Regions from separate parts of the Mus musculus genome. Here regions 1, 3, 4, 5, 6 and 7 are each linked to region 2. Evidence: chromatin loops called from intact Hi-C (ENCODE). Cell type or tissue: left cerebral cortex. All regions are shown on one strand.

Evidence for each region. Hi-C counts contacts between places; a loop is a spot of excess contacts. Peaks named below come from ENCODE experiments on the same cell type or tissue, not always from the same donor. Only the 100,000 strongest peaks of a DNase experiment are listed, where the experiment ranks them.
Region 1: a loop joins it to region 2, with 2.6 times the contacts of the local background. A loop is called at or near these places in 5 of 42 quality-filtered maps.
Region 3: a loop joins it to region 2, with 7 times the contacts of the local background. A loop is called at or near these places in 2 of 42 quality-filtered maps.
Region 4: a loop joins it to region 2, with 8 times the contacts of the local background. A loop is called at or near these places in 5 of 42 quality-filtered maps.
Region 5: a loop joins it to region 2, with 5 times the contacts of the local background. A loop is called at or near these places in 6 of 42 quality-filtered maps.
Region 6: a loop joins it to region 2, with 6 times the contacts of the local background. A loop is called at or near these places in 2 of 42 quality-filtered maps.
Region 7: it touches region 2 in a loop (3-fold over the local background); 4 of 42 quality-filtered maps call a loop at or near these places.

The regions. Positions count from the first base shown.
Region 1 is chr2:143,362,809-143,366,808 of GRCm38, forward strand. No RefSeq gene overlaps it. Among named protein-coding and RNA genes, the nearest start is that of Gm33599, 120 kb to the right of the region's middle. In left cerebral cortex, no CTCF peak of the experiment used is centred here; DNase peaks (open chromatin) are centred at 1,582, 2,840 and 3,380.
Region 2 is chr2:143,544,342-143,548,341 of GRCm38, forward strand. It overlaps Pcsk2 (proprotein convertase subtilisin/kexin type 2), which reads left to right and starts at 1,792. Exons shown (of 12, transcript NM_008792.4): 1 at 1,792-2,323. The coding sequence starts at 2,150. It overlaps Pcsk2os1 (proprotein convertase subtilisin/kexin type 2, opposite strand 1), which reads right to left and starts at 3,496. Exons shown (of 3, transcript NR_040354.1): 1 at 2,064-3,496. In left cerebral cortex, CTCF peaks have their summits at 1,471 and 1,751; DNase peaks (open chromatin) are centred at 1,268, 1,559, 1,807, 2,162 and 3 more places; H3K4me3 peaks cover 3,123 bases; H3K27ac peaks cover 2,992 bases.
Region 3 is chr2:143,238,862-143,242,861 of GRCm38, forward strand. No RefSeq gene overlaps it. Among named protein-coding and RNA genes, the nearest start is that of Otor, 160 kb to the left of the region's middle. In left cerebral cortex, no CTCF peak of the experiment used is centred here; DNase peaks (open chromatin) are centred at 1,629 and 3,600; H3K27ac peaks cover 750 bases.
Region 4 is chr2:143,449,021-143,453,020 of GRCm38, forward strand. The region is part of intron 2 of Gm33599 (a long non-coding RNA gene); the gene reads right to left. Among named protein-coding and RNA genes, the nearest start is that of Gm33599, 36 kb to the right of the region's middle. In left cerebral cortex, no CTCF peak of the experiment used is centred here; DNase peaks (open chromatin) are centred at 1,877, 2,452 and 3,152; H3K27ac peaks cover 1,909 bases.
Region 5 is chr2:143,112,302-143,116,301 of GRCm38, forward strand. No RefSeq gene overlaps it. Among named protein-coding and RNA genes, the nearest start is that of Otor, 36 kb to the left of the region's middle. In left cerebral cortex, a CTCF peak has its summit at 1,634 (motif pointing right); DNase peaks (open chromatin) are centred at 1,656 and 2,619; H3K27ac peaks cover 1,253 bases.
Region 6 is chr2:143,681,499-143,685,498 of GRCm38, forward strand. All of the region lies in intron 2 of Pcsk2 (proprotein convertase subtilisin/kexin type 2), which reads left to right. Among named protein-coding and RNA genes, the nearest start is that of Pcsk2os2, 110 kb to the right of the region's middle. In left cerebral cortex, no CTCF peak of the experiment used is centred here; a DNase peak (open chromatin) is centred at 2,220; H3K27ac peaks cover 3,530 bases.
Region 7 is chr2:143,707,936-143,711,935 of GRCm38, forward strand. The region is part of intron 5 of Pcsk2 (proprotein convertase subtilisin/kexin type 2); the gene reads left to right. Among named protein-coding and RNA genes, the nearest start is that of Pcsk2os2, 79 kb to the right of the region's middle. In left cerebral cortex, CTCF peaks have their summits at 746 (motif pointing right) and 1,545 (motif pointing left); DNase peaks (open chromatin) are centred at 516 and 1,484; H3K27ac peaks cover 917 bases.

The DNA.
Region 1 (4,000 bases), 180 kb before region 2:
GAGTTTGATTATGTATTAAGTGTAAGTAGCACAGATTCCCAAAGCAAGCATGTTGTTTACCATCCTGGGATTTACATTCTCATTGTATTCCAGGTCAAACCTAAGACTAAGATAAAGTCTTACTATTTTGATAAGGCAGGATACTAAAGTAGGGTAAGCCTTGTGATGGAGTGGAATAGAGACATAAATGTCTACTCAAGGACAAAAACTATATGAATATCCTTGTCAATGAAGGGACACTCAACTCAGCATCTCTTGGTGAATGTCTTGCTTCTCCCTTGGTAAATGAACTCTTTGTCTGCTCAGAGTGGAACTAGGGTAGGTCATAACACACACAATTCTGGTTTTCTCAGTTATGCACTTTAGTGAGAGCTCTCTACACATTAACCATTTAATTGTCATGATATCCAGGTAAATGCTACCATTTTCCCTATTTTGCAGGGGAACTACCCAGAAGTCATCCCTCCAATTGGGCTGCACAGGCAGTAAGCCCCACCTTACTCAGGCAACCTGTATCTTGAGCAGTCTTCTCAAGTTCACATGGCTATAAAAATGCCAATCTTCCCCTTTGTCTTGTTTCACACTAAATAATCCTTCACCTACTCAAAAATGATGTATTGAGTGCTGAGGACACCTAGTGCTAAGGGCAAAAACACAGAAAAAAAAAACCTAATAGTGGCCAGAGACTCCCCAAGAGGGAGGAACAGAGAACAACCGCCCAATGAGTGTGGCATTTCTGATATTGTGCCAGGGATATTCTAGAACTAGAGATGGTGGTTTGACAACTTGAATGGAATAAATACCACTGAATTCAGGTTATAGTGGTTAATTTCCTCCTATGTCAATGGAGAAAAGGAAAGAATAAAGGAGGAGAGAAATGGGGAAGCCTGGCTAGACTTCCTAGCTAGGCAGGAGAGGTATATCCCTGCACCCCGACACAACAGGACTGGATTCTGACAGAATCTTGCACATTTCATCTATATTGCTGTGGAGAGTCCAGGTAAGAAGGGATTTGTTCAGCCTGGTGCTCAGGGAACTTTCATTAAGGGGTTTTATTTGAGTTAAGCCTTTGCAAAGATCACAAGCCCAAGAGCCTCCGTGAGTCAGGTTCATAATGAATGTGTTGTCAGAGGAAAGGCAGTGGATGTGGCAATGATTTTGCCAACCAGAAGTGCCCATGCCCCATTAAAGGATTTTTAATTTTAAATATTCTGGTGGTCACAAACAAAATAAGAACATTTGCTTGGTTTTTAGTACATTAGGAGCAGACGTTCACCATTGGCCTTCAGGGATGAATACAATTTTAACAAGCTAAGTCTGGGATAACTCCCCCAGGTAGGGTAGCTCCAGAAATAGACCCCAGTGAAAGAATTTGATTAGAAGGGGTTCATGTAGGAAGCAGAGGAAGAACAGGAAAGAAGGAGTTTAGAAGTGAGACTTGGAAGGGCAAGGCTCAAGTGCTTATCCTGGGAGCTCCTGTGTGTCCCAGGAGCTGAATCTCTGTGGGAATGCAAAATACATTCAGAATTATTCCAGTTGAAGGATGAGGGGGCCGGCACGGGATCTGTATGTACCCGTTCCTGTCAGTCATTGATTTGGAGCGATTCCAATAGCCCGACTGCATAGCAGGCACAGAGACTTTTATTAGGGAGAAGAAGCCCTCAAAAGACATAAATGTGGAGAGACATTTTTACAAGGTACACAGAAATCAAAGGCTTAGAGTAATGTGGACACTGAAAGCATTGGGTACAGCGGGTGTTCTTGCTGCACAAGGAACTAAAGGTACCCAAACAAAATTAGAGTATTCAGGGCTTCTTGACAGAATGCCAGGATCTGGGGCACCTGAAGGAGAATCAGCCAATTAGATGCTCCAGCACTTTAAGCCACATGGAGAACTAATTTGTGGCTGCAGTGTTATCAGCACTACCACATCCAGAGTGTCGGGTACACCCTCTTCAGCCTGTGCTTACTCCCCTCATCTCTCAGCCTCCTCTAAACCTTCCCCCACTACCTGAGTCTGATTCTCCAGTCTCCTCTTTATTTCACAAGAGCTCCTGATACCCTTCCACTAAAATGTCTTCTCTGTTAAAAATGAGCCAAAGTTCATTTTCATTCTTTACATCTGAAGATCTTGTTAGACAAAGTATGGAATAAGGAGGTCGGCTTTGGGAGGATGGACATGTTTAATCTGAGGGGGTCAAAACTCAGAAGCAAGAAGATATTGAAGGGGACAGGAAGATTATAACTTATTGTATACAGTATAATATATAATATGATAATGTGTGTGCAATATATAATTATATATGTAATATATGAAATAATATTAGAAATAGTGTAGAATCAGAGTATGAGGATTTGACAAGTGAAAGAAATAGTTCTTAGTACATTAAGTTAGGGAGCCATTTGGGGAGAAATCTCACACAAGAAAAGACTGGCACTCTGCTAGAAACCCTAAGAGGTGTGGAGGGAAGACTTACCCTTAATCAAGATTTCTCTTGGCAAAATTCCCATGAGAAACACTGCAATTGGCTTCCCAGGGTGACCGAGTTGACAGTGAAAAAGTTCATTTTCATCTTCGCTCACTCACTTTCTTCAGAGACCCACCTTCCTCCTAGGAGCTTTGTGACTTGTGCAGAAAATGATTTTGTTCATGATTTCTTGATAGAATTACATATCTAGCATTTTCAGTTCTTTCTAAAGAATTTAATTCATCCAGGTGCTGAGGGACTGGCTTGAGAAAGCAATAAGATATATTTGGGAGAATGGCTTGAAATTCAACTACCACCTCACAGATGGTGTATGCATTGCAGTCTTAGGATTTAAACCTCCCTGAAGTGCACACTGGCCACCAAGGATGGGGAAAGTTAGACTTTGCAGTCATTGCTTGCAGATCATCAAGTATAGACCATTTGGGAAATTCAGAGCTGAACAAAAGTGCCTGCTAACTTTGGGTTGCAAATGGATACTTTAATTAGATTACAGGGGAGGGGAAATCAAAACGAGAAATTGAGAACTACTCTGAATGGGAAGGGAATAGGTGGGGGGTCTTCTGATTCAATCTGCTACCAAGAAAAAGATTAAGGAAAGCCACTGCCCCTCTCTGCATCTTTGAAATGCCATTCTCTTCAATATCCAGTAAACACCAGGTTTGTGTGCACACAACGAAACATATGAGTCTCTGTTTTCTATGATTCGAGTTAGGTGGAGAACGAAGGTTGTGAACTCTGAAACATGCCTGATTTGAACAATAATGTTCTCTAAACTCATTTCTATTTTAGCCTTGGATTTTTAATCTGATGTTACCATGGTACGCGCCCCCCACCCTCTCCCCCGAACTCAGTTCTGCCAACTCCTGAGCTATGTAGAAGTGCTACACCAGCTCTCAGGGAACTTGAGCCATCCCTGCAGCTTTTCATAGAATATCTTTATTGAGCACATATCCCACTTCACATATGGAAAAGAAGCCAGAATAGGACTTGCATTGCCCATTTCAGAACTTAGACACATCCTACAAGTTAAAATGTATCAGAATGAAGTTTTGATAGTCAAATCATTCTTGACCAAATCATGATGAATTTAAACTTTGTCCTTCTCGAAGTGGAACTGTAGAAATTGCATGGGACCCTCAGACACAGGGAATGACTCCATACACACTCAAGTGCAGGGGTTTATTTGTGAAATAGGTCAAGAAACACACTTGAGAGGCACTGATAAATTAGAAGGGAAAGAAAGCTTCTGAAAGTACAGGATTTTTTAAAATGATCAATATTGTTAGAGGGGGCAAAGCAAACTGAATCCACTTGTGGAATTCTGGGAAAGAATTTGGGAAATACCTGAAGTTGCTGAACTAACGGGAGAAAGAGAACTACAGTAAAGCCCTGTAAACCTTCAGCTATGACTGATTATCTCCAGGGATGCCAATTCTTGGGCATGTCTGTCATGTTCTGAGCGAGCACAGGAGTTTCTTTTGCTGTAAAGAAAACATACAAATCTGCCCTTT
Region 2 (4,000 bases):
TTTTCTCAAATGACAATACAGAACAGGAGGGACCATGTGGTTATTGCTTCACACTAAACCAGTACTTTGGCTCAAAACGTGGATGAACTGTAAGGAAGACAAAAGTAGAGGAAAAGTTGAAGGCCTCTGGGTAAGGAATCCTTGTGCTATAGCCCGATCTGGGTGATGTGGTACAACATAGTGATAATAAGAAAGCATTCCTGGCAGAAATGAGCTAATGTGTGCAGCTCCAAGCCGAGGCTTCCAGGCTGATCTGTTAGTTCATTAATAATTTTCTAAAACCCTTGCTTCCATTCTGGAATCCTCGCTACCAAACCTCCCCATTGCCTTTCCTGGTTGTCTTAAAGGAATTCAATCAAAATTGAAGATGTGGTATGCTGAAGACTACAGCTGGATAGAACCCATCCGCAGAGCTTGCTTATACTTCTCTAGCAATGCTGGGGAGTAGCTAAGTCAGTGAAGACGATGTGCCTTGTACAGTAAGCATTCTCCTGTCCACCATTCCTGTGTCTCCTGTATACACTGTGATTTTGTGCTAAGGAGGAGAGTGGGGTGGGTGTAGCTGGGTGTGGTGTCAAGTCAAGTAAGTCTCTCTCTCTCTCTCTCTCTCTCTCTCTCTTTCCCTTTTCTTCCGCTCTTTCCCATGAAAAAGCATCTTCCTGACTATCCAATTTATAACAGGACTTTTTTTTTAAACTTTGGTGTTAAATGGTAAAAAAACGATGTAAATATACTCCATAACAGCTAATATTTACATTACTTAGAGCAATGGTTCTCAGTTCCTTACAGCAGACTGGATCTACTTCCTTACACTAGAGCAAGAAGGGGAAGTCAGACCTCAGCAGTTAACTGGACCTGGACAACAGCTGCCCCCTGCCTACTCAGCCTAAATTATCATGCAGCCAGACTCTTAGCAGGAATCCTGACCTACGCCTGGGATGGATGACTATACCTCCTTAAACTCTGACATTCTTGGTCCTGATGCAGCCCCAAACCCAGAGTCTAAGAATCTGTCTCCCAGCATAAGCATCACGTCTCCCTTGGCAGTCTTGGGATGCAGGTGCAGCGCTGACTCTAGAGGAGTCTCTAATAGCCATCGCAGGTGGGGGGAGGGCAGTCCGGACTCCCGCTGGACTGCCAGATGTTTAGTTTCTGGCCTCCTTGGAGCACCGGGAAAAGAACAGAGAAAAAGCTCCTTCCTGCCCCCATGAGTCACCTCTAGAAGGATGCTCTTCCCAGCCTGGGATTTGCCCAAAGTGGAGGGGGCGGGAAGGATCAAATTTGCTTTGTTATTGGGAGAATGGGAGAGGTGTGGAGAGGGAAAGAGAGGAGAAAGAAGTGAGAGGAGGGAAGACAGGGGAAGGGAAGAGAGAAAAGAGAGGAGAGTTGTTTTGTAGCTCAGACTAGCAAAGAAGAGCAACAGGGAGCGGCCGGCCGGCCGGGGGCCCCCCCGCTCCCCTCGGGGCCTCTGAAGCGGCACGCACCGTAATTCCCTGCCCGGAGCTGTGCAGATTTCCACAAACAATGACATCACCGGGCGCCGGCAGTGGGTGGCAGCGGGGGGGATTTTCCTGGGCGCGCAGCGGTCGGGCGGAGCAAAGCCGCTCCGAGCTGGCGGGGGCGCGGGCTCGCGGCGCCCCCGGGGACCCGGGCAGCCAGCTGGGCAGGGGAGGGCGGGGGCGGGCGGGGGCGGGCTCGGGGCGGCCCGGGGCGGGGCCCGCCGATCCTCTGGCCTCCATTGGCCGCTGGCGGGCGCGCGTCACCCGGGCTGGCGCTCGCCTCCAGCCCTCTAGAATTGGAGCCGAGGAGGAGCTGAAAATGCAGATTTAGCATCAAGCACAGACACACACTAGCTCTTTCTCTCGGGTACACACAGCTCCGCACATTCGCACCCCTGCCAGCCAGCCGGGCTGCGCGACTCCCCGGCTTCCCTGGCAGCCAGCTGCTGGTGGACAGCGTACAGATTTGCTGTTTGCCAAGCTTCTTTTCTGCCTCTTTTGCTATACAAAGATTTTTTTTTTTAAAAAAAAAAAAAAAGAAAAACAGAAACAAAAACTACATACCTATTTTTTATTTGCATCTTCCCTCTTCGTCCCCTGCTCCACCACCCTGCGCGCCTCACAGCCCCACTTTTCACTCCCAAAGAAGGATGGAGGGCGGTTGTGGATCCCAGTGGAAGGCGGCCGGGTTCCTCTTCTGTGTGATGGTTTTTGCGTCTGCCGAGAGACCCGTCTTCACGAATCATTTTCTTGTGGAGTTGCATAAAGACGGAGAGGAAGAGGCTCGCCAAGTTGCAGCAGAACACGGCTTTGGAGTCCGAAAGGTAAGATTTTTTTTCCATACATTTCACATGTTGTTTCCAGAGGAGGGACAGCCTTGCGCAATCTCGTTGCAGATTTGCAAGTTTTCTGTCTTTTTATGCTATGCAGCTATTCTGCCATCGGTTCTCAAACACGACATTGCCTCCGGTGATCTTTCATGGGTTATGTAATTAAAATGTCCTTCATCTGTATTAGAAAGGTCAGAGAAATAATTTGTTGGTGTTTGACTTGGTGGGGGCAAAATAAGACCGCACCTTACAAAGGATGCTGTGCGCCCCGGCTGCTGTCCGAGGTACCAAGTTCTCCAGGCTGCCTAGGGACAGAGGGATAGAGTCCAGAGCAGCTGGGCTTACGTCGACTGCTTTGCCAGGGAAGTCTCCCAGCCCCCCACGCCCCGGAGAAAGAATAGTTTCCCACCGACATGGCTCAAAGATCGAGCGTTGCAGTTCACCTCAGTTTTCCGACCCACGCCTAAGGACTTCCCTCCCAGCGACTTTCAGTCCCTGCTTTTTTCCCCAGTGGACAAGAGCTTTCTGACTTGGAAACAAGGACGGAGTTCTCTGTCCAAAACGAGTGCTGAACTTGTGCGCTTTGGCTCCTGCCCACGACCTCCCACTCCAGAAGCGCACTCCTGTTTGGAGAGTTCTTAATTTGCTTCTTTAGGACACCTCGCTGCCAAGAGAGATGGATTCTGAGGGGGATTCCCCCCGGAAAAGTCGAGGTGTCCTCTCCTGATGTGTGGGCAGCCAGCGCGGTTTTCCCCAGAGAGCACGGGGATCCCCATTCCAAGAAGTTGTCCAAGTTGAACTGTTTGGATAAGATTTCGAGCTTTGGGTGCCTCTGGCAACCTCTGGATAAGTTAGGGTACTCGTCCTGCGGGGAACAGAGGAGAATAATTCATTTGGCGGGGAGCATGCCTGACCTGCTCTTCCTGCGAAATATCTGTATCCCAGATCTGGAGTGTCCTTAGGGGACCTGGCACCGCTAGGGGAGAGTGAGGATGCAAGGAGAAGCCAGTCTGAGGGGAATGGAAGGTCAAAGGATGCAGCTTGGTACCCGTGGGCTGTCCCCTCCCTCCTGATCCCACAAGAAAAGAGGCTTGAGAGAGCATTGGGTTCCCTCCCTAGAAGGGCAACACAGGCTGGTCTCCTCTGTCAGAACTTCCTATGTCTCTTGCCGAGTTCCCAGCTACTAGGATGACTCCTTCAGGAGCGCAGGGCTCTCCCGCCTACACTCACCAGCGGCGCGGCGGGCGCGTATTCTACCTCAGCTGTGTTTGGCAGCGAGTTTCACAGAGGTCCTGGAAGAAGCGCAGGTCTGCGGGTGGCGCGCGGGCGGGTCTCACACACCTAGAACTAGTTGCTCCCGAGAAGAGAAGTGTGGGTGGAGCAGGGGAAACCAGGTTCCTGTTGATAGAACAGTCTCCTGGCCTCCTGGCCCACGGAGACTTCTTTCAAACGACATTCAACCCTGAAACAAGCTGATACCCCACCTAACCCCGCTCCGCCCTCCTCCCCCCATTGGCAAAATCCAGCGTCCTAGCGGCATTGGCAATGAGTGATTATAGTTAGCTGATATCTGACTGTGAGATCTTGCATACTTTCCCTTTTGAAAAAAAAAAGATTTATCTCATCGTGTGGGGGGGTGGTGGGGGGGGTGTAGGTTGGAACTGGGATTAC
Region 3 (4,000 bases), 310 kb before region 2:
CATGTCTCAAACAGTGTCTGCGACACAACCTTCTTTCCTTTTCTCCCTGTCTGCTATTGGTAAACAAACCAGGGGTTTCTCTGCTGTTCTTTCCTTCTCACTTGGTGTAGTAGTTAAAGCTTCTGGGAGCAGATGTATACATGTGGAAATTTAGCAAGCACTTCTCCAATGGACATTCACTGGATGTCATCTTATTCCATTTCACCCTGGCACCATCTTGCTAGAGACAGCATTTGATCTCTTAGGTGGAGGGTTTGGCCTTGTAGACGTTCTACCCATTTCAGGTTCCAGTCCAAACAGTAGGTTGTAGCCTATTCTGTGATCAGTTGGCTATAAACTGTCTATTCTCATGCTTACCTTAATTCTCCTCCTCAAGTTGGAATTATTTCCTAGCCTGGCTAATAGAACTTAGAGAAGCACTTCATTCATGTCTACTAGGTTGTTAATGAAGTTTATAGTAAAGGATATTATGAGTCCAGACAGGAAATATATAGGTCAAGGCATGTGGGAGGGGCACACAACCCTCCAGCAACACCTGCATCTTCCACAGTCCAGATGCTTTTCAAACCCAGGATTTTTTTGGGGGAGGGGTGTTGTTAATGAAAGCTTCATTATGACTGATTAAATCATTGGCTATTGGTGGTCAGCTTGCCTGTCAGCACAATCCCTTGGGGATGAGAAGGCTGGAAAGTCTTAATTCTCTAGTTATATCTTGGTGTTTCTACTGATCAGCCCACTGGTCACTATATATCTATATCTATATCTATATCTATATCTATATCTATATCTACATCTACATCTATATCTATATCTATCTATATACACATATATATAAAACAGATGGTAATCATATACACATACATATATAAAATAATATATTATATATTGTATATTATATGGCATATGGTACATATCCTATTACATGCTACATGTTACATGCCAATGCTACACACTACATATTATGCATTACACATATGTTACATATTACACATTGCATATTGTATATTATATGTTACATGCTATATGTTATGTTATATTTTATATGTTATATTATATAATATATATTATATATATGTATGGATTACAGATGATATCTTTAAATTTCTGCCTAGATAGAAGCTGAGTTTTGTATTTGTTTTAGAACTCTTTAGAAGATTTTAAAATGACATTCATTAACTGTTTTATACCAGTTAGGAATCCTTTAGGTGTTTCTTGTTCAATCCCTAAAGTTTCTTCTGCCTCCTGACTGAACATAGGTTGATATATAACCTGACTCCCTCTTCTGTTTTCCTTGCTAGATTTAGTTAATTTAAACTCGGCCCCTAACACTGAGCATCTCCCTCACAGTTTCTATCCCAGACCCCCATAACCTAGGGAGCCCTACTTACTCCCTTGAATACCATCAATAAAGTTCGCTGCACCCAACTAGAAAAAAAAAAAAGAAAATGAAATTATATAAATAGGCTTCTATAAGTACCTTAAGGCAACTAGGCTATGGTGTTATAAAGTATGTACAATCAACCGTGTTGTACTCTGCTCAAGTTCCTTGGGCTTTAGCACTTCAGAGCAGCTAGCAACCTACTTTGAACCACCCACATCTCAATTGTCTCACTGAGAGCTTGCTCTAGAATTGCAGAAAGCTGTTCTATCCAAGCCCTAAGCAGCCCCAAAAAGAGACACCTAAAGAATGGGTGTCAGGCCTGGCACACAGAATTCCGAGTATAAACAAGCCAGCTCTCCTGCTCCTTAGACAGGATAACCCTTCGGTGTGCATCTTACATAATTTCCATAGGCCTATACTGGGAAAACATTTGGAGCAACAACGTACCCTGACTGGCCCATCTTTCCCATTTCTCACACTGTTTCTCCAGAATCTTTTTTTTTTTTTTTTTTTTTGTATCCATTGAATCTTCTCCTCAGGTACCAGAGAACGCTGTGCAAGTAGAAAGAGTGCACGAGCCCAGAGAGGATAAAGGACACCAAGCAATCAAGGCTTCTAGACACAACAGGGGTTGGCCAGCACCTATGAACTCACAGAGATTGAGGCAGCATGCACAGCACCTACCCAGGTCTGCACAGGGTCTGTACCTTTTGGGTCTCTGGAGCTGAAAGGAGAAGTGGACACAACACCCCCACCCCCCACCCTGTGCCTAATCCAGCAGCCACTTCCAACTGATAACCATTTGCAAATGAAAAATTAAATTCTCTTCAAGGGATTTTCACTGGGGAAACAAGTCACTCTGAATGGTATATCTCATGTCCAGCAGTAGATGGTCAACAGACAATGAACTCTGCAGTAAATCTGGAGTTTCTTTGTTTCATAATCTTGTGTCTGGGCATTTTTTCTACTTTTCAAATTCTTTTCATGTATGTCATGGCTTTCAGTTCTGTGTTTTTACAGGATCCCTGTGTGTGTGTGAGTGAGTGTGTGTGTGTGTGTGTGTGTGTGTGTGTGTGTGTGTGTGTGTGTGTGTGTGCATGTGCACAGGGCATGTGTGACTGTGTCTCTGTGTCTACATGTACTTTTTCTGCTTTTTCTTTGGCTTTTTTCCTTGTTTGCTTCTTTTGTTACATCCTAATTTGTTTGTTTTTATTTTTTAAATTTAATTTATTATTACTTATTATTAAATAGACATCTGTTTGTTTTCTAAAGAGACAGAGGGGATGCATATCCTGACAGAAGGGGAGATGAGAAGAAACTGGAAGGATTAAGGAAGAAGCAGCAAAATATATTGTATGGAAAAAAATCTATTTTCAATTAAAGGAAAAAAAAAAAGAGAAAATTGCCCTCTAAATAACTATGGTCACTGATGGAATCTCAAGATCAGATTCTGGAAGAATCCAAGATAGTATGTGTACTGGCTAGTTTTGTGTCAACTTGACACAGCTGGGGTTATCACAGAGAAAGGAGCTTCAGTTGAGGAAATGCCTCCATGAGATCCAACTGTAAGGCATTTTCTCAGTTAGTGATCAAGGGGGAAAGGCCCCTTGTGGGTGGTGCCATCTCTGGGCTGGCAGTCTTGGGTTCCATAAGAGAGCAGGCTGAGCAAGCCAGGGGAGGCAAGCCAGTAAAGAACATCCCTCTATGGCCTCTGCATCAGCTCCTGCTTCCTGACCTGCTTGAGTTCCAGCCCTGACTTCCTTGGTGATGAACAGCAGTATGGAAGTGTAAGCCGAATAAACCATTTCCTCCCCAACTTGCTTCTTGGTCATGATGTTTGTGCAGGAATAGAAACCCTGACTAAGACAGTATGCTATGCTACCCAAAAGTCTCTAGGATTCCATGTTTTAGGCTATATCATGGTTCAACAAGTTGAAAACCCACAGGACATCAATTTTAATAGTGACTCGCCGATTACAATCCAAGACAAATGAAATGACATTTTTAAAATTCCTTACTACACTCTGAAGTTGTGAAAACATGTTGCTAAAACATCTGTTTCATTTATTTACTTTGGTCCAACAGCCAGTCAGTTAAGTCAGAAACATGTTTGCTGTATAAACTGAATACTCGGGGAACGTCAAACTTTCCACATTCCCCTTAGTTAATTAAGGGTTGCTGGGACACATATGCCACATCAGCCACCTCCACAATAAACCGAAATAATCACACTGCTGCACTCCCCAGGCTGTTGTGAGGATAAGTCCTAAATATTGTGGTGAGGCACATGGCACATATGGAAGCGCCATGCAAATGTATAACAACAGACTGATACGGTCTCCTTAAGACTACCAAGAAAACAGACTGGCGAGTGTTACTTCTTACAATTGCTATTATTTTTCTTTCATTTGTTACAGGTTAATTTTTTTTTTCATTCAATAGGTTTTTCTGGTCACTCGGCCTAAATCTAAGCACTTACAGCTCTTGATCACTGCTGAAGTTCTAACAACTGAGAAATAATAAATCAATAAAAGCCTAGAATAACTTCCAAGGGTTATGACCATGATTTCTATTATATTTTGGGTCCAAATTGTCCTCTAAAGGCCCGTGTGCTTTATC
Region 4 (4,000 bases), 95 kb before region 2:
CAATTTCTTCTTGGCTTTCAAATATGATGTTATTTCCTTCCTGACTATGGTTCCTCTTAAATCGTTCAGGAGATGACCCAGCATCACTTACAGCTTCCACATTAACATCTGGTCAGCTGAAAGCATCCTTCATTTTGATATATCATTAAATAGCAATCCGAATAGCTAAAGTTAGTATACGCCTCTAGTTCTGGTCTTTTGTGGCACAAAGAGAGTAAACCTTTGTTACAGTGTTCTCTGGCACCCCTTTCCCTTAAGCTTTCCAAAATGAGATGGATGAAGAATTGAGTTTGTCTGTACTGTATTCTTTCTGTGAAATGAGAGCATCCGGGAAGAATCTAGCTCTAACAACGAGATCTAGTTAGCGTTTAATTTACATAGATGCTGATTTACTTCATAGTTATGCACTGTTGAAAAGAGATGCCTTTTTCCCTAGAACCCTCAATGACTGTGACACATAATTGCCAAGGCAGTTCACCTTTGCTAACATGAATGTGTTATGTCTTAAAATGACTTAAAATTGATGTTACCAAGTTTCTCTTGAAAAGAATTGATAACAAGAAACCCACCTCAATGAATGTACTATGATTTTTCTTCACTTGTACATGACACAAACTTATTTTAATTATCTTCATACTCTTTCAGGTATAGACAGGTACCCTGGAGACTGGGAAGCACAGTCCTTTAAAGACCTTGTTGACAAACACTGTCAAAGAAAGCCCCTTCTAAATGGTTGAATAGTATTCTTAAATTTTTCTGCTAGTCAATAAACCTGGGTCATCGATCTTTGAGCGTGCAAATTCATGCATGCATGCATGCATATATGAAGACAGAGTTTTTGTCATTTAAAATCTAATGCCTCAGGACCTGGGTTGAATATTGATATACTTTGAGAATAGAAAGTAAAATGGTACTCCCACATGGATTAAAGGATTAATCACTCATCAAGGCAAATAACTATGAATGAACTAAGAGCACAGTAGATCACTTCTTACCCTGTCTCTTTCCTTTACCAAATTTGTAAGAAATCATGAGCTTGAACTCTTGGTCCTTACTGATCATGATTTCTAGACCAGGGCTTCATAGAGGATTTTTCACCAGGTAGATGGTGAGAGAAAAATTCCCAGCCGAAGAAACATCAATACAAAAATCATAAGAAAATGAATATAAGGATGACCAAAGTACAGTCTTGGGATAGACCTCACACTTGGGATAGGGGGAGCTAAAGCTCAACTCTGAGATCTAAGAGTGGACAAGTAGTCCACACTGAGGACAAACTCAAATGATGAGCAGAAGTATGGATCTAAGTAGTTATGAGATCATTAATCAAAGGTGGGTGAGTCAATATTCCACAGTGTTTGAAGGGAGTTCCTTTGGTCAATATTATGCACAATGACCCCTTGAAACAATAGTAGGAGGAGAAAGGCTAGACACAGGTTGTGAGGTGTGATGTCTAGGTCAGAGGGTAGGTACAAGGATGAAGAATAGAAGAAAGTGGTCAGTAGTGGATGTTAAAGGTAATGACACTGTGAATTGAGATGCTCCTGTAGTAGGAGCCCATGATTCAGACATTCTGAGATGTTCCCACATCTCTATAATAAGTTATGAGTGTGACGTGGGTACTCAGAAATTATTTATTGACTTGGTAGACCTAATATTCTCTCTTCTTCACTAGTCTCAGGAAGGGCAGTAAAATGAAGCAACATCAGCAAATAAAGTCCTTCACTAGCCTTGTTCCATTTCTAAATCTCTGCTTCTGCATTTATAAAGTGAGTAAGGAGCCTGGGAAAGAATTCCTGTAGATCATCTTCAGCTCCAGTACTCTATGTGAGCCAGATCCCAGGAGCCTGAGATGCTCTGTGCTTTCTCTAGCATTTCTGGCAGAATTCCTGGGAGATGATCAATTTAGAAGAGCAGCTTCTCCCAGCTGCCCCACCCCCTGTATCCAACTCAGGGCTAACCAGGACATGGCTGGAATGACTGTATTTATACATCTGTAACTCCCATCAACACAGGAGATAAACAAACCTTATTATGGGTTGATGGGCTGTTGTGTTTCTCTCAGGTAAGCCAATGGCAATATAAAATTATGCTTTTGTTTGAAGTTAATTTCTAGTTGGCTGAATTTATGCTGCCTTTGAAACCTCCTGGTGCTTTGAATACAGCCAGCCTGCCTCTTCAACCTTTGTTTTCCTCTAGCCCTGAGAAGGGATACCTAGACTGTGGATTTAAAACTATGCAGCAGAAGCTTGTGTGTGCCTCACTGATAATGTTCTTACTAATCCACCTCTGGCTGATCTCTCCAGGCAGATGCTGCCAGATATAGCCTCGAGCCTGAAGCATCTTGTAGACATAGAGTCCAAAGCAAAGACAGGGAGACTCAAAGCACAGTCTTGTCCCAGACTTCACCCCAGCTTGAAGCAGTTTCCAGCACACTGTTTCCCTTGACAGTTCAGTGAAGTGTGTGGGAGGCTGTATGGGGAACACTGTGTGTTCCTAGTTTGAAAGAAAAAGTAGAGCAAGTTTCTGTGTTGTTCTGCAGTGCTTTAAGAGCTAACCTGCTGTGAAGTGAGAGGGGAATACATGGCATGGAGTCTTCACGACTGGAATATTCCTTGAAGCAAATGCTGACTTGAAGCGGTATCTGGACTGGGAACTCCTAACCCTGACATCTCATCACTAACACTGTATCACCTATCTCTACCTACACTGTAGGTCTGAGGTTCTCAGAAGTGTGCACTAGAGGTAAATCCTTGTTATGATCAGCAGCATTAACAAGGAATCAGAGAAAGAAACTCCAGAGCCCTAAGGTCCATGCCCCTACTTGGTTGTATCAGAGCTGTCCAAGGTACTGAAGATCTAGCACTGACAAAATAGTTTGCCCTGCAAATTACCAAATTTCAGAAAATCAAAGGAAAACCTGCTCTTAGGACTTCTATCAGGCCAGAAATTTTAAACTGGACTAAATGACCATGTCAGGAGAAATGTTGATTGTGTAAGATGACTACAAGCCTAACTGAAATCAGAACATACTTTGGGCTGAGCCGGTCCCTGCCAACCTGCAGAATCATAGATTGTATACGTGGCTTAGGCTGACAAGTTTGGAGTGTTTATTACAAAGCAAAGAAACCCAAAACACTAGGTTGTTACAAAAAGCTGGAGATGTGGTCTGCACACCAGTGGCACTGTGCTCCCACATAATGAGCATTGAGTGGATGGTATCTGTCACATCTGCTGTACAGAGAGGGATGTGCCAAAGAAGTAATGAAAGCAGTGAGCCTCCAGCATTGTCCTTCGCTCACAGAGCAAGCCTGCCTGTATAAAATGACAAGACAACCGTGTGAAGCACTGAGCCTATGATGAAAAGCTGCTTGCTACTGATACTTGAATATTCTTGCTGAGCTTTCTTCACAGCTTGTTCCTGGAGAACAGAAACGAGGATTACATGGAGAACCTTGTTCTGACCCCTAAGATGAAGTAGGTAGGTTTGATTTCTTGTTACCAAGGTAACCTCTCTCAATAAACCTTGAAGAGATAATTACTCTGCATGAAGACTTTTGCTTTGCTTTGCACACCAATACAGTTCACAGACAATGCATTTACATGAGGAACAACTGATGCACAGAGACCCATGATCAGCAATTCCGTGCACGAGCACTTGTCCGTAATTAATCAGCACCAGTTTGAGGGTCTCTCACCTCAACATATAAGAAAGATATGAAAGCTGAAAATGTATTTCAAATTCAAACTTTTTCAGTTTTCCTATTTTATAAATCATGGACGTGGAACCCCAGAAAAACTGAAAAATAATACCAATGTCTCTGAGCATAGTAATTGAAAATCTGGAACTAAAAATTGGACCTCCTTCGGGGTGTACTCAGGAGCAAGATGTTCTCGGATAACATTTCACAAGGGAGTAATCCTAGAAAGCACTTTTGTACTATGCATTTTAAAGGGCAGAAAGAAAGGCTTTACACAATGAAGTAAATATTCAAGGAAA
Region 5 (4,000 bases), 430 kb before region 2:
ATCTCTCTGGGTACGGGAAATGGGATAAATTTCCCCACAAGATACAATCTGAAACCACCACAGAGCTTACCCTAAACATACTGAACGAAGATCTCTGTCTTAGATGTGCAAAATCAAATACATCTCAGACTTAAAAATAAGTAGCAAATGTCTGCCTGAGCGGTCAGTGAGCTAATCTCAGCCTTTTCAGCTTCTGCGAGTGACACTTGGATTCTGTCAGTCAAGGTGCTGCTTGTGTGAATGGATCATCAGAGAGATGCCAAGGCCCTCTTCCTGCATACACTGTGCTATTTCTGTTTGTAAACAAGGGACTGGAGATGGAACTGTATTTAGTGAGATTTTTTTTCCCTAGTGTGTGATGTAAGCTGATATGCTAAAATGTGAGTGATCTACATAATTCAGGACAGGGAGAGAGTTCTATTCTCCCCCTATCCACACCTTAAAATTATCCTTAAAGAGAAAATGCCACAAAATCACACACTGATGAAAATCTATTCTAAACCTATACACCAATGCACTTTAGCCTTACAGAGAAGTGAAAGTTTAATGGTATGTTTGCAGATTCACAGTGCACCTAAACTCCTGGAATTCACCCTGTCAAATTTTCAGATACAATAAAAATACCTTCAGTTACCTGAAAAGCTTGGATTTTCTTCATATATATTGGTGAAGGCAACTGAATGGTTGAAGTGATGGCTCAGGAGTCAAGAGCCCTCATTGCTCTTGCAGAGATTCAGGGTTTGGTCCTCAGCACCTACAGGGCAGTTTACCGTCATCCAGAACTTCAGCTCCAGAGGCTCAGATGTGCATTTTTGATCTCCACAGCTACCAGGAATGTATGTAATGCAAGCAAAACACCCCCACAAATAAAAACAAAGCAAGCAAACAGAAATGCTCCCAAACACAATAATGAGACAGATTGAATTGTGGAATCAGATATGAAATCTCTCTCTCTCCTCTCTCTCCATATATATGCATATCCATTCTTTCAATATGTTAGGTAATATATAGTTATATATAATGATATATATGTATATATGTACATATATGTGTATATATGTACACATATGTGTATATATGTACATATATGTGTATATATGTACATATATGTGTATATATGTATATATGCATATATATGCACATAAAACCTCAAGGCATATATTACACTTTTTTTAATAATTTTACAATTTGGAGAACAATATTCTTATTTAAATTATTTACATTTATATGGGATTAATTGTTGTTACTCTCCTACATAAACAAATAAGAACTTTTTCCAAGTTCCTAATTACAGTATCACTGATAATGTTATATATATGCTCCATGCAAAGGTACTTGGAGGGCTGGTGAGATGGCTCAGTGGGTTAGAGCACCCGACTGCTCTTCCAAAGGTCCGGAGTTCAAATCCCAGCAACCACATGGTGGCTCACAACCATCCATTAAGGAGATCTGACTCCCTCTTCTGGAGTGTCTGAAGACAGCTACAGTGTACTTACACATAATAAATAAATGAATCTAAAAAAAAAAAAAAAAAAAAAAGGTACTTGGAGTCCTCAATTTTTCAGTGTAAAAGAACAAAGTTTGGAGAATTGAATTGAGAGCTCATAATATGAAATCTACATCTTACCAGCAGATGGCACCACAAACACATAAAACCTAAACTTGAGGCTTTGGTTAAGGTGGAAATGTAAGAGATTTACATACATCAGTTGCAAATGAGATCTAGCTTTCCCCAAAGGAGATTCTTCTCTGCCTTTGGTTGCTCTTTATGTGAAAAGGAAACTGCCTTAAGTGGCCTGCAGATTACTCTGAGAGTGGGCAGAGATGCCTCACTAATCATACTCACCCCAGTGCCCATAAACTAATTATCTCCTTGGCCAAATCCATAGACTGACTGTATCTCAGAGCGATGTCTCTCTGCATGGTAGCCATGCAGTATGGTCAGACATGTCAGTTCCCTAGCATCACAGAGAGCTGTACAATAGAACCCAGAATTTACTCCTTGGGGAATGTGTTCTAAGAAACCACATTATTCCAACGATATATGCACGTGCCTCTCCTGCTGTGACATCACAGATTGCTGTAAGTTGAGTTTAGAGGATTCTCTTTCCTAACCAGCCTTGCAATCTCTAAAATGTGTCTTTCTCTTCTGTGTATCAATGACAGCATACTCCAACATAACTTGTCCATCTTGACTCTCTGTATCTGTGCACTGTGGAAGTTAATGTCATTTCTACAGGGAGACCTAACTCTGGAGCAGACCTGCTTCCATTAACCTTTCTAAGTTCCTGTTTTGCACACAAATCCCCTTTGCTGTATTGACTCAAGCTTGCTATTTTTCCCTCCAGATTTTAATGTCTCTGCTTTTCTGGAGGGAATCCCCATGTCTCGTGCTGACTTAGTGTCTCAGCCTTGCTCCAAATGATTCACACTCCTTTTCTATCCACCAGTAGATGAGAAAATGCAGTACGGTTCCTATGGAATGTTGGAGGGACATGCAATGGCCTAGCATGGCTACTACATTGCAGTCTCTCCCATCCCACCCCACTTTCCAGGCATTCAAGTAAACCAGCTTGATCAGGGAGCTTTAGGTGGCCGAGTTCCAAAATCTGCTCCGACAGATTGTTTCTGGGTTTCTGCAGTGACAGCCTCCTACTCTCAACTCTGCCCAAGAATGCCTGAGACCCAACCATTTTTTTTTTTTTAACTTTCACTAGAAGCTGACTGGCAGGTGCATTGGTGAGCAATGTGCTGCATTTGTGGGAGGTTTCAGAGATATGCAGAGGTCCACAGACGTGGAGTGGTACTGCAGTAGAGTCATAGCAGTGCCACTTCTCTTTGATCCTGGCCACCTTCCATGACACTTGCTCTAGCCTGCACCATCCCTTTATTCTTGTCGCCTCTTCCTCCAACCCCTCATCCCTCCCTTTTGAGAAGAAACACCATTTCTCCCATCCCTTCTGCAGTACAGAGGCCCCCAAACCATCTCTCATGGTGCACACCAAGTTTTTTCTTTAAGTTAAAATGCCGTGATCTCTCTGTGTGTTCATTAATCTTCACTGTGATTAAGGGTGTGGAAGCAGCCAGCACCTGACTGTGGTGTGTATAGGAGGGGTCTCTGGCAGGAGATTATGATCAGCTACAGTGACCCCGATAGCATTTCCGTGACTGAATGCAGGCAGCTTCAAAAGCACACACACACACACACACACACACACACACACACAGAGAGAGAGAGAGAGAGAGAGAGACCAGGAGAGACATATGCACACACTCTCTTTCTCTGGCCCCTACACCAACCACCGTGAGACTCTGCTAACAGGAAGACCACCACTGATAGCCCTAGGACTGAGAGCTAAAATCAATGTATGAGTCAGTGGTATTGTGCTAGTATGCAAAAAGGAAAAGAAAAAGAAATGTGTACAAAGAGCTTTTAGCCCAACAAATAATGACTAGCTTTCCCCCATCTCCTCCTCCATAGGTTATATGTGGTGCAGTACAGGATAGTCTCAAACTCACTACGTAGGCCAGAGTGGCATTGAACTAACATTCATCCAGTCTTAGCCTCCTGATGCTGCTATCACCACTAAACTCAGGAAAAAACAGATTTTCCTTTATATATTTGGAATTGCAGTTTCTCTTAAATTTGGCTTCCTGACTATCAAAGTCAAGAATTTTTACAGGACTGATGTGTTCAGGGGGTGATGACAGAGGGCACAGAGACAACCAAAAGCTCTAGAGATCGCCCGAATGCTTCTCAGCTCTGATGGCCAACAGGCTTTTATTTCTCTAGGTGCTGGCAGGATTTATGTCAACTTGCCACAAGCTGAGAGGAGTGACCCTCAACTGAGAAAGTGCTTTTATAAGGCTGGGCTGTAGGCAAGCCATTAGGGCGTTTACTTAATTCATGACTGATGTGGGAGGGTCAGGTCCATTATGGGTGGGGCTACCCCTGAGCTAGTGGTCCTGGGTTCTATAAGATGGCAGACTGAGCAAACCT
Region 6 (4,000 bases), 140 kb after region 2:
TGACACAGTCAATGCCACAGTCAACAAATCAAAGTCCAAGTTAGTACAACTCATTATTCATGGGTGTTTTAAGGAGCTATAGGAGCACAGGGTCCCATAGCTACTGGATGATGTCTGGCAGAAGAGATAGAATGGTGAGTTTTTGTTATTGTTGCTATCTATTTTTAAGTCTCTCTCTCTCTCTCTCTCTCTCTCTCTCTCTCTCTCTCTCTCTGTGTGTGTGTGTGTGTGTGTGTGTGTGTGTGTGTGTGTCCCACATACCTGTGGGTACTCTCAGAGGTCAGAAGGAGATGCTGGATTCCCTGGAGCTGGAGTTAGGGGTGGCTGTGAACTGCTCACTTTGGTGCTAGGAACTGAATTTGAGTCCTCTGGAAGGACAGCTAATGCTCTTAGCCACTTAGCCATCTCTCCGGACCAGAGGTAGAGTTTTAAAAAGCATAACCCACAAGTATGCAAGTAATTTTATTCAGATTATGATTGACAGAAGCAAATGGTCAGACTTGGAGCCCAAATGTCTGCTGGTGATTACTATTGAGCTGTGGATCCTACAAGAGCAAGTGATGACCCAGGATATTGTGGTCCCTGCGGTCTGAGCTGAGATGTGCATCTGCTCCTGACTCCCTGACCTATGCTGGTGGCTCAGAACCAAAGTGTCACCATCTTATGTTCTAAGTTTACCGCATGATTGACAAACCTCAGTACTTAAAAGAACCCGGACCTGTCCATCTGTTTCAGTTTCTTTCCTTTGCATTCTCTTCAAGCCAAAACCTTTCTCACCCTGTGGGAGGCAGGTGTCTCCTTCCCTCCCCTTTCTCCTGGCTCCTCCCAACCCAGCACATTCCATGATAATTAACAGCTGTTTAATTATCAGCCCAGCAGGGAAAGTAGTCCAGTCCTTAGCCAGTTATTTCCCCACTTAAGCTGACCCAGATTCTGGAAGGCTGACTGTGCTAAATGACTTAGAGAACAGCAGTGTCGCTTAATAGAAAGTTAGAATCAATCGGTCATCCTCAGTGACCCGGCCATCCTGTCACGCTGGGGCAATGGCTTCTGAAGCTCTGAGTGATCAGTGGGTGGGAAAGTATTGGCTCAGGACCCCCAAGACCAAGTCCTCAGACCAAGTTCTCAGGAAGCATTCTCAGCACAGAGGAGATGTGTTTGCCGCAGAGGGACAAAGAGCTGGTATCAGGAACAAAGACAGAAGGTAGACGAAGAGGAAGAGTGGGAAGGGAACAAAGGAGAGGGGAGAAGAGGGGCAAGGGAGAGGGGGAAGAGGGGTTTGTCCTAGAGGACAAAGGACTGCCTCTGGGTAGAGAGGACACAGTGGTGGCACATAGGTAAAGAGGAGGCCTAGGTCCTGCCTGTGCATGTTCTCTGGTTGGTGGTTCAGACTCTGAGAGCCCCAAAGGTTCTGGGTTAGTTGACACTGTTGGTCTTCCTGTGTCTTCCAGTGGGTCCTGAACAACTAGAGTGGTGGTGGGCGGGGATTGGGGGAGAGGCAATCCCAAAAGTTGTTGCCGGTACGTGGGATATGTTCTAACTGGGCTGCAGTGTCTGCCCTCAGTGGGAAAGGAAGCATCTATCCTTGCAGAGACTTGAAGTGCCAGGGCTGGGGGGATAACCAGTGGACCCACCCTCTTAGAGAAGGGGAGGGAGGAGGGGAAAGGATTGTGGGAAGAAGTGACCGGGACGGGGATGTAAAGTGAATAAGTAAAAAATTAGATTAAATTAAAATTAAAAAGAAAAATTAAACTAAAGGTAAAGGAAGGAAAACCCACGTTAGGTGTTTAATTTTGATTGGGCGTGTTAATTAGGTGAGTCAAAGAGGGCTTTTAATTGCTGGACTTCAATACTTTGATAGCTGGACCTTGGTAGTAAGCCTCAGTGTGAGGGATTGGCCAAATAAGGGAATAGAGCTTGGGGCCTAGCTTTAGGAATGTGGTCTAATGGTTTTAGCAAGGCAGAGGGAATGGAGGGAAAAAGGACAGGGCCTGCCTGAGCCATGCAGGTTAGAGTCCCTTCAATATTCCATAGTTTTGTTGGAAAGATAGAAGATAAAGAACAGACCTTGTTCCCTATAAAGTAGTAAGTAACCATGCCGGGTTACTTTCTGTTCTGTCCTTGGACTGTACCTACAAGAAGTGCCCTAAACACACAAGAAACATCTGTTGACTGAGAAATTCTCAGTTGAGAACCAGAAGGAGTAGGGAGTAGGTGGAGTTATTTGGGTCCCATATGTGCACCCATGACTAAGGAAGGTGTAAAAATTGAATCAGAACTGTGGGGTATCCATCAGTTCCCTTTAGTTTTAAGAAAAAGACTTATGCACTCCTGCTTTCCCATGTTTTTGCTTAGACATTTGTACAAATGATCGATGGTACACTTTGGGGAGGCATTCTAACCCTATGAATCTAAGTTAACTGTGCATTGTGTTTTAGGAGGGGGAAAGCCATGGTTAAGTCATGCAAATGTCACTGGGACTCCACCCAAATGGTGATGACAGGTTCTGCATGAAATAGATTAAAATTCAAAGCATAGAGAAGGGATGGCAAGTTGGGTGATCTTTTAGCTATAGCGAGACAAATCCTTTAGACACTAGGAAAACATTACTCTGAAATTAGGGGACGTATCACACATATAATTATAGTACTGAAATCTTCTCCAGAGCTCTTTAAAAATGGCTTGCATTTAATCTCTCTTGTCATGTTTATTTCAGTTACAATATAAAACAAGCTAAACATCCAATAAAAGGGAAATAGTTGGTCCCTGACTCTATGGAGGTGTAGAAATTCAAATACCATGGCTCTGTGGTAGCATATTAAAATGTTTTATAGTAAGACACTCCAGGAAGAAAGAATGCATGGTTTTACCAACAATATGATTACTAATTATGTAAAAAAAATTAAGTATAATTATGAATTAGAATTGAACAAAAACCCAGAAAATAAAAGCAATAGATGTGCATGAAGTCAACACACTTCTGGAGTTATGTGTAACACATATTTGGGAGGACATTCTGCGGAAGCACGCCTATGATATGAAGGTATGGACACAGAAGGCGGGCTTCAGGCTTGGGATTCCTGATTGCAAAGACAGATGATGTCCAGGGACTACGGCACCCTAAAGCATCACCGGTTTCCATTAAAACCTCGTTTATGGAATTACAATTAATTTTACGGAAACGGGTTTAGCAGTCTTTTCATTAGTGTGTTCCCGGCCTAATTGAGTTTGGAGTGATGGGTGAGGTCATCCCTGCACAGCCCTTCACATCAGCTCTGCTGTGGGTCCTTTGTTCCTCGACTGCTAGAAGCAGCATGTAGCTGAGAACTTTCAAACTTCCCCCATGGCAGTTGGTAGTTGTACTTGCTTCCCAGAGATCCTGGGAAGGAAAGTTACTATTTCACAGAAGTTATTCGAGGCAATGAGTCCAACAGGATTTGAGTCCATAGAAGGCAATAAAGGTGTCCCTGTGGTGAGCCCTGGGAATAAAGGCCTCCCTGTGAGACCAAATTGGGGAAACAAGTTGGTGAATTCAGACTTCTTCCTTCATAAGCTGAAGGGGTGCTCGACTTAAATTCTTTGCACAGTAAAAGGTCTAGAAAAGAGGCACAGAGCGGCTGTCTCTCCAGACTTAGAACCACACATCTGCTGGGACCTTTTAAAGGTTCTTTGTATTAATGAATTCCAACACACATGCTCACACATACACACACAGGGTATATATAAAGTGGTATAAGAATGTAATGTCCTGAAAACCGTTGACTTTAAGGAATATAACTGGCAAAGACCCTAGCTGTGGCATCCTGAAGACTACATACCTGTAGCAGTGAGACTATACGTCCTATAGTTGCTCCAGGCCAGTATTGGGGTGCTGAGGCAAGCCTACCTCCCTGGAAGGTCACAGGGCTTCAGAAATGCCCAGTAATGCATATATACATATAATCATATATGTGTATAGGCACATACATAGTTGAGTTGTAATTTATCGTTTTTGGTGGGC
Region 7 (4,000 bases), 160 kb after region 2:
GCATCCCCAAGATCCCACTTCCTCCAGACAGATCTCATCCCCTGAAGTTTCAGAACCTCCCACAATGCCATTATCTGAGAGCCAGGTATTCAACTCATGAGCCTGTGATGGGTGCTCCGTCTACCATTAACCATAACCCCAGCTGTGCCAAATGTAACCACATATTCTTTAAATCAAGAAAGGAAAGCAGACACCAGGTTAAAAAGAGGCATGAAGATTAATGAAGGGTCGGAGTCGAGTTAGAACATGAGGACTCAACCCACTTTTCTGGCCCTGAAGGTAGAAAGTGGGATTGTGGGGAGGATAGGTCAAGACGTGGGTAATGTTAGAGTGTGGGGCATTACTACCCCAGCAGTTCATGGGAACACCAGTAAGCCCGTTCTGAGGCCAGCAGTGACCTGCCTGATTTCCCCAATCTATTCCTCATGGAAATCTAGCAGCTTACACCCTTGAGAGGCACAGGGAGCCAGATGGCATGAACACTGAGATGATCCATGTGACCAAAATCCACACCATGGGCCTCCTGGGCCTCATTCTGTAGATAGGAGCGTCTGTGCCCTCCCCATTTTTCTAGCATGAGTGTTCTCAAAGCTAAAACTGCTCTTGACCTAAGTGTGAATTTAAGGCTATTTGGGGAAATTGGTAGAGAAATGTTTTGCTTTTTTTTTTTTTCCTAAGCACATTCAGACACATTTCCATTAGAGACAGGGTGTCTTTTTTTAAGATTTTATTTATTTTATGTATGTGAGTACAGTGTAGCTATATTCAGACACACCAGAAGAGGGCATTGGATCTCATTACAAATGGTTATGAGCCATCATGTGGTTGCTGGGAATTGAACTCAGGACCTCGGGAAGAGCAGTCAAGTATTCTTAACCACTGAGCCATCTCTCCAGCCCCAGAATGGTTTGCTTTAAAAGGCTGAGTTCCAGGGCTGACCTTGAACTTGGGTCCTCCTAGGCACCAGTGCTCTAAGGATACACCAACAATTCACAGCTAGCAAAATCTTCATCTCCTCTCAAGGCCCTCCAGGTATATGGTTAAAACAAATGTCCTGCAAATGTGTAGACAGACGGGGCTCTCCGTGCTGAAGCCAAGGTTGTAAGAAGTAGAGGATTTTCCAGAAGTCCTGGCCCAGACTCTCACTCTACAGAGAGAGAAACTGAGGCTGGGTGGTCAGCAGACTATCAGAGGTCAGGGTGCAAGTTAGAGCAAAGCTAATCTTGGAACTCAGCTCTCCAGTGTGTCTCAGTGACTGCAGGTATCACTCTCACAACTGAAGTATGTATTTGAATATTCTAAAGTATATATTTGAGTATTTGAGCCATTTTCTGTGCCTTCCCCGTTGCTTTGGACTGGTTTTTACTCCAACTCCAGCATTTACTCTTTTTTTGGAAAATTGCCATGGGGATGTTAAAGTCTTCATTACCCTCCAGATATAGAAATCTAGTAGGCTTGGGATTTCCCATCCCCTCTTGGCTGCTATTGAACTGTGAGTCCCCATGTCAGGCTGAACAATGTGTACATCTTCTAGCGCCCCCTTCAGGAATTTTCCCGAAATTACATCTAGACTTGGCTTGCTTCCCTACCCTGACTTCTTTTTTTTTTGTTTGTTTGTTTGTTCTTTTTTTTTATTGGGTATTTATTTCATTTACATTTCCAATGCTATCCCAAAAGTCCCCCCACACGCTCCCCTACCCACCCACTCCCACTTCTTGGCCCTGTCGTTCCCCTGTACTGAGGCATATAAAGTTTGCACGACCAATGGGCCTCTCTTTCCACTGATGGCCGACTTCTGATTCATATGCAGCTAGAGACACGAGCTCCAGGGGATACTGGTTAGTTCATATTGTTGTTCCACCTATAGGATTGCAGATCCCTTTAGCTCCTTGCTACCCTGACTTCTTAATCAATCCTCTCAGGGGAAGCTCCTGAAGAACAGGACGATGCTGACCTTACAGTTGAACAGTCTGGAGATTTGGGCTAAGCAAAATTTTCCATCCTATGTAGCCAAGCCAAAAAAAAATCTCTGACGCAAAAATAAGATTAGCTTCTCCCACATGGTAACCTTGCTAGCTCCCAACCTACAGGAAATTATTTTTCACAGAGAAAGAACCCTTAATTACCAACCAATAATTAAAACCTGAAGCCAAGTACAGGAAGCCAGGGCTGAGCTCTTAGCAGTGTTCTTTCACACAGTCCTGGGTATCATGGTGAGGACTGATCTTTCCATGTAGCCTGTACGTACCCTCTCCACGATACAGAATCTGCTGGATAGAATAATAAGATGTATTACAGTGTGTGGGAGATGTTTTCATTAAGCTATGGAGAGAGGGTTTTATAGCACTTGCATTTTATAGCCCTAACATTGCCAAGTTTTTAAGTAAGAGGTTTGGTGTATGTCTAAGACACTCAGAATGTTTGAGGACTCTCTGTGAATTGCTGCTAGGGAGGGAAGAAAGCACTGTTTAATGGTCCTAGGTTTTCCCATGTCTAAACTGTGATGGTTGCCCTTCTCAAGAAGACTATAACTGCCTTCATAGTCATAGGAGAGAGTAATTATGCACATTGCAGATATAAACATCAGGGTTTTGTTGATCTATCAAGAAAAATACACATCAGCTGAAGTTAAGTAAGGGGCTCACATCTGTAATCTCAGCACCAAGAAGATTGGCATGAGTTCAAGGCCAGCCTGAGACACAAAGTAAAATCATACCTCAAAAAACAATGGGAAACCAATGGAAGCGTCTCACAAATCTCAGATCATGGGGCAGGGAAAAGGTTGAAACTGCCATGAAAGTTAGGCCATCCTTGGCCTCATATGGGGAGGAGAGAAGTGTAATTCTTTTTTTTAAAGATTTATTTATTTATTTTATGTATATGAGTACATTGTAGCTGTACAAATGGTTGTGAGCCTTCATGTGGTTATTAGGAATTGAATTCTAGGACCTCTGCTCGCTCTGATCAACCCTGCTTGCTCAGTCCCTGCTCGCTCCAGCCCAAAGATTTATTTATTATTATTATACATAAGTACACTGTAGCTGTCTTCAGACGCACCAGAAGAGGGTGTCAGATCTCATTACAGGTGGCTGTGAGCCACCATGTGGTTGCTGGAATTTGAACTCAAGACCTTCGGAAGAGCAGTCAGTGCTCTTACCCAACTGAGCCATCTTGCCAGCTTGAGAGAAAAATGTCATTCTAAGGGCAGAGGAGCCAGGAGGGTTTGATGCAGGGACATGGCGTTTTTGCTTTCAGGCATGAAAGCAGAGAATGACTCCCAGAGTGTTAAAGGTATCAAGCTGTTCTGTTCTGGTCTAGATGCTGGACCCACCTTGCATCTCCTCCTCCTCCTCCTCCTCCTCCTCCTCCTCCTCCTCCTCCTCCTCCTCCTCCTCTTCTTCCTCCTCCTCTACCATACCTTCTCCTCTTCCACCATACCTCCTCTTCTTTCTTCTTCTTCCTCTTCCTATCTCTCTCTCCTTCCCTTCCTCCTTTCCTTCCATCCCTCCCTTCAGTGGCTCAGTGCAAAGTCCACAGTCACTGCATAAGTGTCCACAATAGTGACCAGATCGATACTGAGCCATTTGATCCAGGAAGTCCCTTGCTGAGCTCCTTACAGAGAACAAATGTCCTCTGCACATAACAGTGTGGTTCAGGAACACACCAGCTAATCACTCACAAGCAGGCATGATTATCCAATACTCCGTGACAGTTGGGTTGGAGAGTTCTTTAGCTCACAACCCCATCTCCCTTCCTGTGCAGAGTTGATTGTGAGTTAACAGAATCTGAGGTCCAGGTTGTGTTTGCATCTCTGCTCTCTCCCTTCCTTTGCCTTCAGATATGCTAGCCCCTGGTGCTTGATCCCTTTCATTTCTGTTGATTCACCCTGGCCAGTAAGGATGCAGTGTGGCTATTTACAGTGTCCCTGGCCCTGTATGTTACATGAATTGTTGCATCTACTCTGTATCTTATACCAAACAGATACACGGTTTGTAGAGTC